2 separate regions of the Homo sapiens genome follow, and region 1 is linked to region 2. A link is a loop called in an ENCODE intact Hi-C map of the cell type or tissue named here. Cell type or tissue: endothelial cell of umbilical vein. All regions are shown on one strand. Links, peaks and the distances in the headings refer to the core of each region. The heading gives the core; the rest is flanking DNA.

Region 1 (2,875 bases), core at 1-2,500, 120 kb after region 2:
AGATCTACAAAACCGACACCCATGTCATTTTAAATGATGAGGTAGATTGTTTCCTATGCAGTAAAGTGAAGATAACAAAAAAATCCATACAACTTCCAAATCCTCTTTAAAAAAAAAAAAAAGTTTGGGTTATAGTCACTTTCACAAACAAGACATTCATAAACTATAAGGTGGAGAGGTCATACTCAGGCAGGTTCTGTACTTGATGTGTTACTTGGAGATTCAATAATCAGTCTTGGGTCAATCAACTCTTTCCAAAATACAGTGATCTGAGGAAAAAGACAAAATACCCAGTTTAGGCACTTCATTTTGAGGTCATACCGGTTAATTCAGCCACGTAAATTTTCCGTCTGTGTAGAATGATTGAAGAACGGGAATAATTTGGGTTCCAATAAACTGAGTTCAATTGCAGTATAGTAACTCTTTAGGCCAGGCGCTGTGGCTCACACCTGTAATCCCAGCAATTTGGAAGGCCGAGGGGGAGAAATGCTTGAGCCCAGGAGTTCAAGATCAGCCTGGGAAACCTAGTGAGACCCCATCTCTATTATTTTTTTTAATTAAAAAACAAAACAAAAAAAAAGAGGCCAGGCATGGTAGCTCACGCCTATAATCCTAGCACTCTGGGAGGCCAAGGCAGTCGGATCATCTAAAGTCAGGAGTTCAAGACCAGCCTGGCCAACCTGTGTCTCTGCAAAAATACAAAAATTAGCCGGGCATGGTGACGCATGCCTGTAGTCCCAGCTACTCGGAAGGCTGAGTCAGGAGAATCGCTTGAACCCAGTAGGTGGAGGTTGCAGTGAGCGGAGATCGCGCCACTGCACTCCAGCCTGGGTGACAGAGTGAAACTCTGTGCTGGGAAAATAAATAAATAAATAAATAAATAACTCATTTACTTAGAATGAAGCTAAATTTTACATTAAACATATTTCATCTTTCTTTGATTAAGAGCAGGAGATGCAGGGGTTGCGGGAGGGAGTAGCTCCCCCAACCCCTGCATTTGATTTGCCCTGTGGACAGGTGGCCTGGAGACCTTCTGGCAACTAGACATGGTCCAGATGGGTATCATTAGGCTGCTGATGCCCTTTTGCGCCGCTCTGTAGTTCTTATCCTACACTACCTAAAAACAGGAACTATTTCACAGCCCACCAAGAGAAAAACTCTAAGGCTTGGTCCTATGAATGAATAATGAGGGCCATCTAGTGTCAAAAAAGGTAATTACAGGCTTTTTGTTTTTGAGATAGGGTATCACGTCTATAGTCCAGGCTGGAATGCAGTGGCATTCAGGACTCACTGCACCTTCCACCTCCTGGGCTCAAGCGATCCTCCTGCCTCGCCCCCACCACCCCCAAAGGTGGCTGGGACTACAGGCATGTGTCACCACTCCCGGTTAATTTTTGTATTTTTTTGTAGAGACGGGGTCTCGCCATGTTGCCCAGGCTGGTCTTGAACTCCTGGACTCAAGGGATCGGCCCGCCTCAGCCTCCCAAAGTGCTGTGATTACAGGCATGAGCCACGGTGCCCAGCCTAATTACAGGCTTTCTATTCTACTTCAAGTCTCTGTTTAGGGCATAGAGAGAAAAGCCTCCAAGGTTTAATTTTCCAATGCGGTTTCCAATTTCAACCAAAAAAAACTATTGCAAATAAAGAAATACAGGAGACCAGGCCAAATCTGCTGATCCTACCACAAACACTAAAAATGTGTTTCTGGAATAAATCCCTAAAAGTGTCATCTACCTTAAAGACAAGGTAAAACACAGTCTGGCTAGGGTTTCTACAAGTTCACACTTCAGAAAAAATATGTTTGCAATATTGAAACTTACAGAATAATATCTATAACATTTCAAGTATAAACACCTTAAAAGAGAGCATTTTCTTAAATCTAACTTCCATTTAATGCCACCATAACCTAATGAGCTAGCCACTGCCAGCAACTCTGGTAGGTCTGGCTGCTTAAAAAGGTATAAATCGGCCGGGCGCGGTGGCTCACACGTGTAATCCTAGCACTTTGGGAGGCCGAGGCGTGCAGATCACGAGGTCAGGAGATTGAGACCATCGTGGCCAACGCGGGGAAACCCTGTCTCTAGTTAAAAAAATACAAAAAATTAGCCAGGCGTGGTGGCAGGCGCCTGTAATCCCAGCTACTCGGGAGGCTGAGGCAAGAGAATGGTGTGAACCCGGGAGGCGGAGCTTGCAGTGAGCGGAGATCACGCCACTGCACTCCAGCCTGGGTGACAGAGCTAGACTCTGTCTCAAAAAAAAAAAAAAAAAAAAAAGGTATAAACCATATACTTCCCAAAATGGCAATTTAAGGATTTAAAGAAAGTCAGAGGATGAGATCATCATTTTATGTCACTCTTCAAACTGTTGTGCTATTATAAGTTGGAACTCTCGGGCCAGGCATGGTGGCTCACCCAGGCACGGTGGCCTGTAATCCAACACTTTGGGAGGCCTAAGTGGGCAGATCACTTGAGGTCAGCAGTTCAAGACCAGCCTGGCCAACATGGTAAAACCCCGTCTCTACCAAAAATATAAAAATTAGCTGGGTGAGGTGGCAAGCGCCTGTAATTCTAGCTACTCCAGAGGCTGAGGCATGAGAATCGCTCGAACCTGAGAGGTGGAGGTTGCAGTGAGCCAAGATCATGCCACTGCATTTCAGCCTGGGCAACACAGTGAGACTCTCTCAAAAAAACAAAAGTTGGAACTGTGGTAACACTTGGGGGATAGTGGTGACAGCAAGGGGACATAATAGAGGCTTCTGGGAGTGGGTGTTATGTTCTATTTCCTGATCTGGGTCTGGTTACATGGGTATGTTCATGTGAAAGTTGTTCAAGCCATGTAGTTATATGCACTTCTCTGAACGTGTATGCCAATAAAG
Region 2 (2,919 bases), core at 197-2,696:
AGTAAAAAGGTTAAATATTTTAATATTATATTTTAACATGATGAAATATCCAAAATATTATTATTTTAACACATAATCAATATAAACAAGTTGTCAATGAGAGATTTTATGCCTTTTTTTGTACTAAACCTTCAAGATCTGGTGTAGATTTTACACTTATACATTTCAAGTGCTCGGTAGCCACATGTGGCTAGTGCTACCATATTAGACAACATGGATCTAGATCCTTCCGTCTCTAATGCCACCACCCAAGTCTAGGCCATTGTTTCCCTCACCCAGCTTCTGGCACCAGGCTCCCAAATGGGATTCTAGTTTCCCTCCCTGTTCACTTCAATCTGTTCTCCAGGTAGCAGCAAGGATGAAATAGAAAGTATCAGTTAGACCTCATCACTTCCATGCATAAGATCTTTCCTCATCTTCCCATGAGAGTCAGAATAAAATTAAAATCCCTACCAAGCACAACAGGACCCTGTGTTTTTTGTGCCTACTGCCCTTTCCAACCTTACTCCAACCACTCCCCTCCTGCTCACTGCCATCTGGCCACACTCACTCACTTTCAGCTTAACAAGCCCACTCCCGCCTCAGGACCTTTGCATGTGCTTTTTCTCCCTCTTTTAATGACTGGATCTATCTCATCCTTCAGGTTTCAATTTGAAATTTCTCCTACTCAGGAAAGCCTGCCCTTACCAGCCTTCTTAATAAAAAGTTCCCTGCCCCCACCACCACCACTCTCCATCTCACAGCACTCACCATAATTTATACGTATTGCATTTATTTACTTTTTAAAAATCTGTCTCCTTCACTGGTAAGCTTTAAGCAAGCTTGTATTATTTTTATAATTTTTTAAAGCATAAGGCAACCTCTGGTGGACTGAGGTGGTGAGACTGGAGAGAGTCGGAGCCTGTATCACACCCTGGGAGGCTGCTGCAAGTCTCGGGTGGGGAGGGCCGTTCAGGTGTGATACTGGCAGGGCCATCAAATGCCCTTCAGCTTGGCCTCTGGATGTTGTCCTAAAAGAAGCGAGAGGGGGAGGAATATAGAAAGACCGAAAGAGCAAAGTGTCTTATTGTGAGTGTCACTCAGGCGGTGAGAATTCTCTTCTAAACCCCATCCCGGTTCTCAGGAAAAGCCCCAGCGGGGTAACGAGGTGAGTCGGCAAGGCTCCCAGTAGAAGACGCAATTCCCAATAAATCCACAAGGTGGCAGAGCAGAAGGTGGAACCAGGGACAACTAAGATCAGGGGAAAGAGCTCAAGGCCACTAAGGTTAATTATTCAAGAAGTTGCCAGCGATTCCAGAGAATCTACTGGAGGTGGAGAGAGAGGGTGCTGCTGCACCTAAAACTATTTCCGTACTTTTATTTTAATTGATGTACTATTGAAGGCATTCATCAGATGTTGTGGCCTAGGAAAGCGGTACAGTAAGTCCTCATAACATTATTGCTGATAAATTCTTGGAAACTGAGACTTTAAGCCAAATGGTCCAGAATGAACCAATTTTACCATAAGCTAATTGATATACACAAGAGGTGAGTTCCTATGGCATATTTCTGGTCACAAAACATCACCAAACTTCTAAATAAGGACCCAAAACATTTCTAATATCAAACGTTGAAGGCTATACATGTATTTAAGAAAGATTAATAAAAACAAGTAAGATAGTTATTAATATTTACCCACTTATTCTAGTTCAGGGCCGTGGTGGCTGGAGCGTGTCCCAGCAGCTCAGGGCACCAGGCAGAAACCAGCCCTGGAGAAGACACCATTCCATCGCAGGGCACACTCTCACACACCCACCCACACACACTCACGCGGGGACAATTCAGACACACCAATGAACATAACGTGCACAGCTTTAGGATGTGGGAAGAAACCGAAGTACCCAGAGAAAACCCACGCAGACATGGAAAGAACATGCAAACTCCACACAGACAGTGGCCCGGGGCTGGAATCAATTTTTTTTCTCATCAACATTGTAATGAAACAACGTTGAAGGAAACAATGTTATTTGAGGACCTGTTGTGTTAACTATTTGATAACATTTAAAAGCCTATAAAGGAATAATGCTACCACCCATATTCACAACACCCAAACACAACTTTTTGTTTGGGTGAGTTTCCCTTTTTTTTTTTTTTTTTTTTTTGGAAGGAACTGTCCCATTACACAGATATTTAAGTGTCATTGACAAATGACAAACCCAACATTCTAGAGTTCTAAATGTCATCACACTGAACTATAGAAACTTTAGAGACAAGAGAACTTCGTTTTGTTTTTGTTTTTTGAGAGAGGGTCTTGCTCTGTCGCCCAGGCTGGAGTGCAGTGGCACAAGCATAGCTCACTGCAGCCTCACCCTCCTGGGTTCCAATGATCCTCCTGCCTCAGCTTCTCAAATAGCTGGAACCACAGGCGTGCACTACCATGCCCAGCTAATTATTTTTATTTATTTATTTATTTATTTTAGAAACAGGGTCTTGCTATGTTGTCCAGGCTGCTCTTAAACTCCTGGGCTCAAGTAATCCTACCCCCTTGGCCTCCCAAAGGAACATTTTTTTAAGTATAGAAAAATGCCAAATCTGTCCCCATCAAGAGAATTATAATGTGTCGACATTTTTTAGGCCCAGGGTAAATTAAATAAATTCTAACAGTCCTCTCCATATTTGCTTTCATCTTTTTTACTGTCTACCTCACATGTACATTGTAAAGAATTATATATACATTGTAAAAATATGGAATTTATAGTATAGTTGGTAGACTAGACTACAGTATTTTTTAAAATAATGATAGTAACTTTAAAGCAATGATAGTAACTCCATAAGCTGTGTGTGGTGCTTATGGGTCTAGATCCTTCCATCTCTATTGTCACCACCCACATCTAGGCCACTGTTATCTCTCACCCAGCACCAGGCTCCCAGCTGGCATCT

The links. A loop is a pair of places that touch in the nucleus more often than their neighbours do. Peaks named below come from ENCODE experiments on the same cell type or tissue, not always from the same donor. Only the 100,000 strongest peaks of a DNase experiment are listed, where the experiment ranks them.
Region 1: a loop joins it to region 2, with 17 times the contacts of the local background. A loop is called at or near these places in 101 of 110 quality-filtered maps.

The regions. Positions count from the first base shown.
Region 1 is chr17:56,938,886-56,941,760 of GRCh38, forward strand. It overlaps COIL (coilin), which reads right to left. Exons shown (of 7, transcript NM_004645.3): 7 at 1-269. The coding sequence ends at 186. Among named protein-coding and RNA genes, the nearest start is that of COIL, 21 kb to the right of the region's middle. In endothelial cell of umbilical vein, for the core only: a CTCF peak has its summit at 1,219 (motif pointing left); a DNase peak (open chromatin) is centred at 1,176; H3K27ac peaks cover 764 bases.
Region 2 is chr17:56,818,649-56,821,567 of GRCh38, forward strand. The region is part of intron 4 of C17orf67 (chromosome 17 open reading frame 67); the gene reads right to left. Among named protein-coding and RNA genes, the nearest start is that of C17orf67, 14 kb to the right of the region's middle. In endothelial cell of umbilical vein, for the core only: a CTCF peak has its summit at 1,181 (motif pointing right); a DNase peak (open chromatin) is centred at 1,213.